Regions from separate parts of the Homo sapiens genome. Here region 2 is linked to region 1. A link is a contact called in ENCODE Hi-C or POLR2A ChIA-PET data. All regions are on one chromosome and are shown on one strand. The core of a region is the stretch at or near the end of the contact, and the rest is flanking DNA. Distances in the headings are between cores, read along the strand shown. Region 1 has its middle 31 kb from the start of MIR4418. Region 2 overlaps LOC105376856 (a long non-coding RNA gene).

Region 1 (6,401 bases), core at 2,832-5,331:
TTTGCACATTGATTTTGTATCCTGATGCTTTCCTGAAATTGTTTATCACCTTAAGAAGCTTTTGGACTGAGACTGTGGGATTTTCCAAGCTATAGGATCATGTCATCTGCAAACAAGGATAGTTTGACTTTCTCTCTTCCTATCTATTTCTTTCAGTGGTGTTGATGCCCTTTCTTTCTCTTGCCTGATTGCCCTGGCCAGGACTTCCAATACCATGTTGAATAGGAGTGGTGAGAGAGGGCATCTTTGTTCTGTGCCAGTTTTCAAGGGAAATGCTTCCAGCTTTTGCCCATTCATTATGATGTTGGCTGTGGAATTATCATATATGGCTCTTATTATTTTGAGGTATGTTTCTTTAATACTTAGTTTATTGAGAGTTTTTAACATGAATGGATGTTGAATTTGATCAAAAGCCTTTTCTGCATCTACTGAGATTATCATGTGGTTTTGTCTTTAGCTCTGTTTATGTAAGGAATCACATTTATTGATTGGCATATGTTGAACCAACCTTGCATCCCAGGGATAAAACCTACTTGATCGTGGTTGATGAGCTTTTTGATGTGCTGTGGGATTCAGTTTGCCAGTATTTTGGTGAGGATTTTTGCACTGATGTTCATCACAGATATTGGCCTGAAGTTTTCTTTTCCTGTTGTATCTCTGCCAGGTTTTGGTACTAGGAGGTTGTTGGCCTCCATCCTATTTTCCACAGTTGTTTTATTTTCCAAACATCACAGCAATGAAGACAAAGAGCCCACCCTCCAACCCAACACCTATTCTGAATTTAAAAAGCAAATCCAATGATAATGACATGAACTGGGGACACTGTAGACCAGCCAGGTGTAATCCTTGGTCACCAGTTTTGGTCTTCTATTTCTCCCTTCTTATTCTATTAATGCCATTATCAAGCATAACAGAAAATCATTTATTAAAATGAGGGACTCTGGTGACCCAGAGATTTGAGTCTTTTTTTTTTTTAATTCTCTGCAAGTGTTGCACAAAATGATTTGAGGCTTTTAAACAAAAACAGTACTGAAAAGATAAGCAGTTTACCCCACCACGAAATTCCCAAGCTGAAATTATTTTCAAACTGTACCCCAAATAAAATTATATCATCTTTTTTCTTCATTTACTGAACTTAATACTCTTAATGTGCTATGTCAGTATATGGATGACATTTACTTCAATTTAATAGTCTCATGCATGCGGTACTTTGGTGCATTGCCACACCAAAATGTGCTAACTTGGATCAGATTCTTTAAGGAGTCAGTGACCAAAAAGCAAATTAAGAATAACCATCCAGGCCGAGCGCAGTGACTCACACTTATAATCCCAGCACTTTGGGAGGCCAAGGCGAGTGGATTACCTGAGGCCAGGAGTTTGAGACCAGCCTGGCCAACATGGTAAAACTACATCTCTACTTAAAAAAAAAAAAAAAAATTAGCCGGGTGTGGTGACATGTACCTGTAATCCCAGCTACTGGTTTGGCTGAGGCAGGAGAATCACTTGAACCCAGGAGGTGGAGGTTGCAGAGAGCCGAGATCGGGCCAGTGCACTCCAGTCTGGGTGAACAGAGTAAGACTCCATCTCAAAAAAAAATAAAGAAAGAAAGAACAACCATCCAGCTGGGCGCAGTGGTGTGCACCTGTGTTCCCAGCTCAGTAGCTGTGGCAGAAGGCAGAAGGACCACTCAAACTTCAGGAGTTTGAGCAAGAGTTCTAATCCAACCTGGGAAATATAACAAGACGGTGTCTTTAAAAAAATAATAATAATAGCCATCAGAGGAAGAAATTTTAACATTCAAAGCTTCCTCCCATTCCTCTTCCTCTGTCCTCTCTTTTCCTCCACTACCCTCTCGGCTCTTCTTCTTCTTTCCTGTCCTCTTCCCTTCTTTCCCAGCTTCTCCCACCTCCATATCAAGTTAAAGTCAAAAATATCTGGGCTTAAATCCTGGCTCCACTGCCTTCTTCTTGGATGACCTTGGTAAGGTGACTTCTTAACCTGTCTGAACCTGTTTCTTCACATATAAAAACAGGACGATGCTCTTTAGCTAAGAGAGTGGTCACGAGGATCAAATGAGATAATATGCATCAAACACCTGGCACAGCATATGTGCTTAGTAATGGAAGATATTAATCCTTCATTTGATAAACGTCTGTTGAGCACCTGTTCTGTGGGGGCCTTGTGCTGAAGACACAGAAACCAAGGAGTACAATAAGGGGTATAGGCAAACAAATAAATTGCACTGAAGTATGGTAAGAAATATTATAGAAATCTGAATAAAATTATCAGAGGACAGGGATGCCCCTAGGCTGAAGAGTCCTCCATCACTAGAGGGGTATAAGCAGAGAGCATGGGTACCATGTTTTCTTGCTGCCTGGTGTCTGGGTATAAGGGTTGGGTGGGAGAGGGACCTCTGAGCTTCGGGTGGAGTTGACTCCACTCCCAGCTGGTAAGGATAGCAGTGCATGTGACTAATCCTGGCCAATGGGAACTCACATCCCAAGGTCTTCTGAGGGACTTGATAAGGGTCTGGGGCTGCTGGCAGGCACCTTGCCTCCTTATAATACTGAGAATGAGGCTACCATGGAGGGAGCAGAGCTGAGGGATGTTCAGAGACCCATCTTTGATGATATGGTTGGAACAGCTGGATTCAACCATACCTGAAGCCAAACTCTCCTTGGATTTTGATGTAAATTAAGCCCCTTAAAAAATCCCCCTTTAGTTTTCATCTAGATCAACTTGGGTGCCTTTCCTCTATTCCTTGTGGACCAAAGAGTCCTGTAACTGACAATGAAGATGCTGAGAAGCTCAGTAAATGTTTGGTGAGAAGGGGGTATGGGAGGAGCTAGATGACCTCCAGAAGCCCTTCCGGTGAGAGAGGCTTTGAGTTGGGCATTGAAGGGGCTGAATTGTTGGTTGTTTGAAGGACAGCAGAACAGAGCAGGCAGTGCAGTGCCCCAGAGTTCCGCCGACTCCAGTTTCCATTCCGGGAGCACTTCCTGGTGCATTTAAATGTGCCCCTGTGTGTGAGTGCCTTCAGGGGGTTTCAAAATAGCCTGAAATATAAACAGACTGGAAACCTACTCCTTCTCTTCCTCTCCCTGCTTTTCCTCTCTCCCGGGGTGGGGATGGGGGAAGCTGGTGCCGGTGCTGCAGAAGCTCCATTTGGAGGATTTAGAAAACATTTCAAGTTCGGTCTCCTTCTTTCTAAGTCTGGCAAGACCGCCTGCCTGGGGCAATTTTCCCCCTGAGTGCCAGGCCCAGGTGTGTGGGCAGGAAAAAGCAGCCCATTGTGTTCCAGCTTCGGGTCCTTCCGGTCCTAGGACTTGGCCCCTGCCAGCCTTGGGTTCCCAAGGAAAAGAGGCAGGGAGCACACTGGAGAAGCAGTGGGGCCTGGCACTTTCCTGCTGATGGAACAGATCCCTTCACGATAAAATTCCAGGCCACAACAGTTTATTGAGCAACTACCCCTGGGAGCTAACCAGAGGGACAAAACTCAGGGAACAGAACATGCTTTAATCTGGGATTCGGGATGTTAGCCTGCCGTGAACCTGGGGTAACTGGTTCCAAAGCCAGCTCCCAGCACACCTCCCAGAATTCACACCCTTGTGGGGCCCCTCCCCTGGACCTGCACAGGCTCCGTGACTCACTTTTAACCAACAGAACACAGCAGAAATGATGCTGTGTGATTTCGGAGGGGAGGTCAGAAGCCTTGCAGCCCCAACTGTCCTTCTCGGGACACCCGCCCTGGGGTGCTCCCTCTAGGGGCCCAGCCACCTGCTGTGGGAAGCCCAAGCCACAGGGAGAAACCACAGATAGTATCATGTGTTCCGTTGTGTTTCCCCACCACACCCAAATTCATATGTTGAAGTCTTAACCCTCAGCACCTCAGAATTTCCTAATCTAGGAATAAGGTTGTTGCAGATGTACTTAGTTAAGATGAGGTCATCCTGGAATAGGGTGGCTAATCCAATGTGACTGGTGTCCTTATAAATCGGGGAGATTTTGGGCACAGAGACATGCACATGTGGAGAATGCCATGTGAAAATAAAGACAGAGATGGGGGTGGTGCTTCTACAATCCAGGAAATGCCAAACATTGCCAGGAAACCATCAGAGCCTGGAAAGTTCTCCCTCACTTGGACTTTGATGTGAACTGAGTCCCCTAAAAGGTCTCCCTTTATTTTTCCTCTAGATCAGCTTGGGTGCCTTTTGTCTTTTTTGACTAGGGGAGTCCTATAACTGACAACGGAGATGCTGAGATACTCAGTCAATGTTTGGTGGGAAGAAGGGATGAGAGGAGCTAGATGACCTCCAGGGGACCCTCCTTCTCTCTCTAGGAGAGAGTCTGGAAGATTCTCCCTCACAGTCCTCAGAAGGAACCGACCATGCTGACACCTTGACCTTGGACTTCCAGCCTCCGGAACTGTGAGACAGTGTGTGTTGAGTGATGACCTGGCATCTCCTCCCTCTGTTTCAGAAATTTCAAAAATGTGGGTACCAGAGCAAAATTATTGGAGGGTTGACGTCAGTCAACCTCCCAAATGGTTCAGACCAAGGCATTCTTAGCCAATGTGGGACATTCTTTCCTTGCTCAGGAAAAAAGCAAACATGCCCTTAATTCGGTGATGCCAGAGTTGTTCTTTTGCAAGGATTAGGGTCAACACATGGCAACAGAGGGCCACGCACTCGTCGTGTGAGACCAGACTGGCTTGGGTCTGGGGAAGAAAAAATCCATGCTTGCTAAATGCAACGTGGGATCCTGAATTGAATCCTGGAATGGCAAAAGGGCATTCATCGAAAAACGGGTGAAACCTGAATAATCTATAGTTTAGTTAAGAGTAATGTACCGACGATGATGTCTTAGTTTTGAGAAATGTTCCATGGTAAAGCAAGATGCTCACATTAAGAGGAATGGAGTGAAAGGTATACAAGAACTCTCTGTACTATCTTTACAACTTTTCTGTAACTCTAAATGTTTTTCAGGATAAAATGTTTATTAAACAAAAAAAGCTAGCATTTGCAGTGATGAAATGTGTTTGTCTTTAGACAGGTCAAAGGGGAGTTGGCCAAGTCCCTTGCTGATGAGGAGGTCATCTCAAAATCAAAACCCTTTGCCCTCCCAAGTGACAAGTGGGGTAATAGTTGTTGTTCATAGGGTTATGTCAAAGACTAAATGAAATAAAACATGTAAAGGGCTTGGCATAGAGCAAGGACCGTGGCAAGCATTCAATAATCGTAAGCTGCTGTTGTTGTTTAGTAAAACCACTTCACTAACAGTATCCCCATGATGCCACATTGGCTGGTGTGAGGAGTTTATAGCTCTGCCAGCCCACTGTGGTTTTGCTCTAATGCACTCTCAAATGTATGAGTTCTCTGTTGCTGAATAACAATATTACCATTAACTTAGTGCTCTATTTGGTTTGTTTGTTTGTTTTTGAGACAGTCTTGCTTTGTGGTCCAGGCTGTAGTGCAGTGGCACAATCTTAGCTCACTGCAACCTCCCGGGTTTAAGCAATTCTTATGCCTCAGCCTCCCATGTAGTTGGGATTACAGGTGTGCACCACCATATGTGGCTAATTTTTATATTTTTAGTAGAGATGGGGTTTTACCATGTTGGCCAGGATGGTCTTGACCTCTTGACCTTCACTGATCTGCCTGCCTTGGCCTCCCAAAGTGCTGGGATTATAGGTGGGAGCCACCATGCCCAGCCAATTTAGTGCTTTTAAAACACGTTTATGGCCAGGCATGGTGACTCACACTTGTAATCCCAGCATTTTGGGAGGCCAAGGTGGGCAGATCACTTGAAGTCAGGAGTTCGAGACCAGCCTGGCCAACATGATGAAACCCCATCTCTACTAAAATACAAAAAATTAACCAGGCGCAGTGTTACGCACCGGGAATCCCAGCTTCTCAGGAGGCTGAGGGATGAGAATCGCTTGAACCCAAAAGGCGGAGGTTGCAGTGAGCCGAGATTGTGCCACTGCACTCCAGCCTGGGCAACAAAGTGAAACTCTGTCTCAAAAAAATAAAAATTAATTAATTAATTAATTTAATTTAATTAAACACATTTATTATCTCACAGTTTCTGTGGGTCTGGAGTCTGGGCATAGCTTACCTGAGTCCTGTGCAAAGCTGCAATTGAGATGTCAGCCAAGGTCAGGGTCTCATCTGAAGGACCAAATGGGGAAGAATCCACTTCCAAGCTCATGTGGTTGTTGGCAGGGCTGAACTATTTTACAGTGCAACACCTCTCACACCAAATGTGTCGGGGTTTTTTCCATACCACAATAACCAGTTCTCCAACTCTCCAGATATCAACTAGGTGTCCAATGATTCCATTCAAGTCTGACACTAACTACTGGGAGTTAGCATCTGTCCCCACAGGTTAAGGGCTCAGTC
Region 2 (6,401 bases), core at 1,943-4,442, 120 kb before region 1:
CGACTCCCCAGTCCCTGGCCAGGCCACACCGTCTTGCAGAGCCTCGAATGTGACAGACAAGAGATACAGGTACTGGGGATTAATTTGTCGCTTTGGGGTTTGGTGAGAAGAAATGACGTGAGAGAAGGGGAGGAGAGAAAGGTGCGTGGGAGAGCTTGTGGCCCCTCAGAAGTGAACCAATGGATTAGAGGCACCAAACGAATAGTAATAAAAGCAGAAGCAGGGGCTGCCATGTTTGGGGGCTGCTTACCACCTACCAGGCCTTTTTTACTTTATGCATTATTTAGTCCTTACAGTAATCCTATGGCATTGAGGATTCAATTTCATTTCACAGAGGGGGAAACTGGGGCACAGAGAGGTTAAGTAACCTGCACCAGGTCACACAGCCATCAAGAGTTGGAGAGCCCATCACCATCATTCTTCTGCCTCAGCCCCTCCCACTCTACCTGGTGTGCCTGGCAGCCCTGAAGGCAGAGGAGAAAAATGGGGAGCGGGGAGGTGCAGGGCTGGTGAATCCAACCTCCATGAACTTCCTGCTGGGGCTGAAGGGGCAGGTAGGGGACCTGAGCTCTGAATCCATTCCACCCTGACTCCTCACATGACCTTGGATGATCTGTCTCCACCCTGGATTCAATCATCTTTGTGCAAAGAGAATATTCATTTAGGTGGCGTTTCAGTTTCTTTCCAGATTGGAATGGTGTGATTCTAAGAGTCCTGGGACAGAAGGAGTATTGGAGGTGTCAAGGGGCTGGACCGGTGAGGACAGGAGTCGAATGTGCCCCTGATCTCTGTCCCTCTCCTCGGGGCTGCAGCCCTTGTGACATCGAAGTGCCCCACCCCCTCCTTCGGCTTCCCTCGCTGCTGCGCAGAGGCCACTGGAGGGCGCTGTCTCCTCACACTTCTGGCTGAGCTCACCTCCGCTGTCTGAACCTCCTTTTGAGGCTGGAGAGAAATTGAGAGGCCTGGAGCCAGTGTCTGGGAGGCCTCTGGACACAGCTGGACCCACCGAGGCCACATGGGGTCAGTAGGATCTGAGCCTGTGGAAGGAGGTGCCAGAGCAATGACTAGGAGTCAAAGTCCTGGGCTTCAGGGCGAGGGCTTGTGGTGAGCTCTGGACAAATGGCTTTGTCTGTTCGATCCTCAGTTTTTGTATCTGCAGACTGTGGAGAGTGACCCACCTTATGGCACTGTTGTGAGAAGTGCTACAAATGAGAATGTACATGTGAGTGCTTCAAAGAACTCAGATGTTCTCCATGCCAGAGTGGGTTTTATTTATTTATTTATTTTTTGATGGAGTCTTGCTCTGTTGCCCAGGCTGGAGTGTGCAATGGTGCAATCTTAGCTCACTGCAACCTCTGCCTCCTGGGTTCAAGGAATTCTCCTGCCTCAGCCTTGCCGAGTAGCTGGGATTACAGGTGCACACCACCACACCCAGCTAATTTTTGTATTTTTAGTAGAGATGGGGTTTCACCATGTTGGCCAGGCTGGTCTCAAACTCCTAAACTCAAATGATCCACCTGCCTAGGCCTCAAAAAGTGCTGGAATTACAGGCATGAGCCATCTCACCTGGCTAATTTTTATATTGTTAGTAGAGAGAGGGTTTCACCATGTTGACCAGGCTGGTCTCAAACTCCTGACCCCAGATGATCTGCCCGCCTCTGCTTCCCAAAGTGCTGGGATTACAGGCATGAGCCACCGTGCCTGATCCGCCAGAGTAGGTCTTGATGGTTATCACCCTTGAAGAATCATCCAGTAACCCAAGGAGAAGATCATTTGGCTAGGGCCCCGTATGACCTTCAAACTGGCATAGGCACTGAACTGTTCCTTACGTTCTCACAACAGCCCCAAGAGGTATGAATTATTATCATCTCCATTTCATAGCTGGGAAAACCCAGGCTCAGAGAGGCGCCATAGCTCCCCCTGGGTCACCCAGCCACTGGGTGGCCTTACCGGAATTCAGACCCAGGTCTGTTTGGCTCCATAGACTTGCTTAAACTACTGGACTGTCCCGCACTGGCCCATGCCAAGTCAGGAAAGGGTTTGATGTGACCTACTAAAGTCCCTCGGGCTGAGGTTTCAGCTGAGTGTCCTTTATTTAGTCCTTTGGAGGTGTGGACCCGTATGTCTTTGGTATGGATCCACATTTCAGTGGGGTCAGTAACTCCCTGGATTGGTTTTGCCATTTTTTTTTCTCCCCTTGGACTTATACGCATGATTCTTCCCCCTCCCTGGGAAGCAGAGCTGGCCCTGTGACATAGGTGGCTTTACCTGCAGCTTGACCTCTTTACCTCTTTTTTTTTTTTTTTTTTTTTTGAGATGGAGTCTCACTCTGTTGCCCAGGCTGGAGTGCAGTGGTGCAATCTCGGCTCACTGCAACCTCTGCCTCCTAGGTTCAAGTGATTCTCCTGCCTCAGCCTTCCCAGTAGCTGGGACTACAGGCGCACACCACCACACCTGGCTAATTTTTGTGTTTTTAGTAGAGATGGCGTTTCACCATGTTGGCCAGGCTGGTCTCGAACTCCTGACCTCTCTCAGGCGATCTGGCCGCCTTGGCCTCCTAAATTGCTAGGATTACAGGCATGAGCCACGGCACCCGGCAACCTTCTCATATGAGTGGCAGATGGGTGGAAGAGGCTGGACTTATGTCCATTCACAGGCTCCCCACCCTGGTCAGGGTGCAGGGTATTTGCTGTGCTGGAGGACATACCTCCATGTTAAAATGCCCAGTTGAAGCCTTGTAGCTTTTTTCACTTCTTATTTTCTATCTTGATGAAAGATTGTGCTGTCGGCAGGGTTGTAGTTAAGTCGAAGTGTGGCTTTGTTTTCACAATTTCTGTTCACTTTCCTCCCACTCTTAGGCAGCTTGAGAAGGGTGGAGGGGTGGGGAAGGAGAGTGACAGTGGGTGCTGGAATCTCCCAGCCTGGGGGGTTCTTGAAGTTCCACAGTCATGGAATTGTGGCGCTGGAAGCGACCCTCCCAGGGCACAGAGGAGGCAACTGAGGCCCAGGGAGAGGACCCAGACCCTCCCAAGGTCGCCCAGCTAGTTAGCGACAGGCTGGGACCAGAATCTGCCTTTCTGCTGGTCCCACGCCAACACATTTGCTAAGTCACCCAAAGCCTGGAGTGTGGTTAGTTTAGAAAACTGAGACAAGGAGCCAGGGGATGGGACAGTGGAGCGGGGACAGGGAGGTGCTGACCTTGTGCTTTGAAAGCGCTAGTGGGGAGTTGCTTGTCTTCATCTGACGTCAGCCCCTGGACAAATAATGGCCACAGAAAGCAAATATTATGAGAGTCCTTGTGTAAACACGGAGCTGGTGTTTCAGTGTCAGAAATGGGCCGAGGACTCCAGGCTCTATCAGACCAGCTCCCCAGCGCTGCCTCTCAGCAAATGTACCTCTCCCTGCTGGGGAAGAAGGACCTTCAACAAAGATGGGGGGCAGAGTCCCCCTAAGAGGCCACAGTGGGGCAGAAAGGGAGAAGCTAGGAGGGTTCTGGGAGAACTGAGAAGATGCAGCATACCCAGGGACTAAATTAGTTTAGGGATGCAGGAAGAAAAACCTGTCAATTACCAGGCACCCATCCTGTGTCAGGCCTGACTGAGCCCTTTATAGACATTGTCTCATTTAATCTTCCCAGGAGCTCTAAGGGATAGGCATTGTTGTCCACATTTTGTAGATAAGTACATTGAGGCTCAGAGAGGTTAAGCAACTTGTCTGCAGTCACACAGGTGGGAAGTGATAGAACGGGGATTTGATCTCAAGTCTGTCTGAGTCCACTACCCTGGTGTGTTTTGCAGTCTGGACCAAGGGCCTTTCTTCATCAGAGTCACCAGGAAACCTTGTCAAAGAGGAGATACCCAGGCCTTGCACCAGCCTTTGGGGAGGGCCTGAGAGTGAGCATCTCCCAGGGAAGAGGAAGGAGGAAGGCTGCTAACACCTGGGAATAATCGCTCAATAGCAGGAGCAGCTAAATTTTTCCTTAAAGGGCTAGATACTAAATATTTTAGACTCTGCAGACCTTTAGTCTCTGTTGCAACTATTTGGCTCTGTTACCGTTGTGTGAAAGCAGCCACAGACAATACGTATGTGGATGAGGGTGGATGCATTCCAACAAAACTTTATTTACAAAGTGGCATGCTGGATTTGTCCCTGGTAGTTTGCTGCCCCTTGTCTATAGCATGCAAAGTGCCCCCATAGCCTGTCTCTCTGGTTGTCTTCCCAGCAGCCCTGTGAGGAGGGTATGATTTTCTCCGTTCTACAGATGAGGAGATGGAGGCCCGGGGAGGTTAGACATCCAGGGTCCCACAGAAAGTGGATGTCAGAGCTGGGAGTAGAATTAGACCTCCTGATCCCAGTTCAGTGTGCTGGAAAGTATGAGCCTGGTAAGAAGGTCTGGGCCAGGGAGATTGCTATTAAGTAATGAAAGCAGCCACCACTCACTGGGTACTTGCCATGTGCTGGGCACTGAGTCATGACCTCACATAAGCTGCTACCCAGATGTTGAATGTCATTGTCTCTGTCACATGGGGTGGTCACAGCCTCCCTGGGAGGTAGGAAGGCATCTGCAGCATGTCAAAACCAGCTTATCTCGGGTGCCCCAATACACCTGACATGTTACAGCTGCACCACGGGAAGGTGGAAGCTGCTGACAAGATGTATTTGCCTTTCCATTCGTGAGAATGTATGCATTCTCTCTCTCTCTGTCTCTTTTTTTCTCTCTTTTTCTCTCTCATTCAAAGACACACACACACACACACACACACACACACACACACACACCCCAGTCTCAAACAAACATCAAATAGACATGTGGTCACTTCAGTGACCTTCTTGTCCTAGGTAGGAGAATACAAAACACAAGGCCTGGAAATGACTCGTCTGGTTTACATGACATGTCCCTGCTGAGATCAGGAACCGGGAAACTGCCTGGTATGGGGAAAAGAATGCTGGACTTCCAGTTGGCCTGGATTCCGTACCACAGCCTGACCCTGATCTGCCGGGTGACTTTAGGTGTCACTCTCCTCATTTCTAAAATGGATGTCGCTTTCCTAATTCACAAATTGGGTGGGAAGTAGGTTTGTTCATTTGTTCAAGGCATTCATTTATTCATCCATTCACTTCCAACTATGTCGTAAGCACCTTCAGTGTGCTAAACACAGCTAGATCATTTGATTTGAAACTCTAAAGATTTAAGATGTGATCCTTCCTACGCCTGTTTAAGAGTTAGTACTTAAATGATAGGTCTTTTGACTCAAGGATGCCTTGTGCTAGGATTTCCCTCTAGGTAAAAAATTTATCTTTCTCCCATGCATAAAGTGGGCCTTGGCAGGCCAGGTGCGATGGCTAATGCCTGTAATCCCAGCTCTTTGGCAGGCTGAGGTGGGAGGATCACTTGAGTCCAGGAGTTTGAGTCCAGCCTGGTCAACATGGTGAGACCCTATCTCTACAAACAAACAAACAAACAAAAAAATTAGCCAGGCATGGTGGTGAATGTCTGTGGTCTCAGCTACATGGTAGGCTGAGGCAGGAGGCTTGCTTGAACCCAGGACGCAGAGGCTGCAGTGAGCCGTGTTTGCACCACTGCACTCCAGCCTAGGTGACAGAGCAAGACACTGTCTCAGAACAAACAAACAAAGTGGGCCTTGGCAAGAATATATTGCCAGCTCTGTGTGCCAATTTATTCATCCAGTCTTCCATCTATCCATTCTGTCCATCCATCCACCCACCCACCCATTCAGCCACCCATCCATCCATTCATCCACCCATCCATCCATTCAGCCACCCATCCATCCATTCATCCACCCATCCATCCATTCATCCATCTATCCATCCATTCATCCATCCATCCATCCATCCATCCATCCATCCATCCATCCATTTTTCCACATGAACCCTTGCATCCCTCCATGCAATCATCCATCTATTCAATCCATCCATTTATCCATCCACGTATTTATTAATCACTTCTATGTGCCTGGCTCAACTCTGTCCACTGACTCCAACCTCCAAGAAGGCCCTATGCCCATAGTCAGCTTGAGTTTGAGGCAGAGGTGATGGAAAGCTCAGAGTCTAGGTAGCAATAATTTCCGATTCTCAGAATCCAGGAACTCTCTGAAATGCCTTCAGGCACTTTGAGAGTAAGCGGAGCCGGAGACAGATCCGTTCAGGCTGCACACACCTCCCCTGTTTAGATGAAGCCCTTCCTCTTGGTTCTGCTCTAGCCTCTCCCTCCGTGAGAACACCTGAAGCCCCGGCCCTGGCCCTGTGTCAACTAAAAAGAATCCTACATGAATGGGTAAACAAACTGTGGCATATCCATGCAACAAAATAGTATACAGCTGTGAAAAGTAATGAGGCACTGACACGTGCCTCACCATGGCCGAACCTTGCAAACACTATGC

What was found. A loop is a pair of places that touch in the nucleus more often than their neighbours do. ChIA-PET counts read pairs that join two places held with the same protein, here RNA polymerase II (POLR2A). Pooled maps may share reads with other maps.
Region 2: a pooled map shows a loop between it and region 1 (2.1-fold over the local background). The contact joins two enhancer-like sites. A Hi-C loop is called at or near these places in 2 of 50 pooled maps. POLR2A ChIA-PET finds 5 or more read pairs at or near these places in 3 of 52 experiments (PC-9, Panc1 and activated CD8-positive, alpha-beta T cell).

The regions. Positions count from the first base shown.
Region 1 is chr1:22,294,284-22,300,684 of GRCh38, reverse strand. No RefSeq gene overlaps it. Among named protein-coding and RNA genes, the nearest start is that of MIR4418, 31 kb to the right of the region's middle. RefSeq lists an enhancer at 2,894-3,393. Within about 2 kb of position 4,081, at least 2 of the 41 ENCODE cell types and tissues checked have a DNase peak (open chromatin) inside an H3K27ac peak, as active enhancers do.
Region 2 is chr1:22,411,247-22,417,647 of GRCh38, reverse strand. It overlaps LOC105376856 (a long non-coding RNA gene), which reads left to right. Exons shown (of 3, transcript XR_947058.2): 3 at 678-1,317. Among named protein-coding and RNA genes, the nearest start is that of ZBTB40, 37 kb to the left of the region's middle. RefSeq lists an enhancer at 1-418. Within about 2 kb of position 3,192, at least 9 of the 41 ENCODE cell types and tissues checked have a DNase peak (open chromatin) inside an H3K27ac peak, as active enhancers do.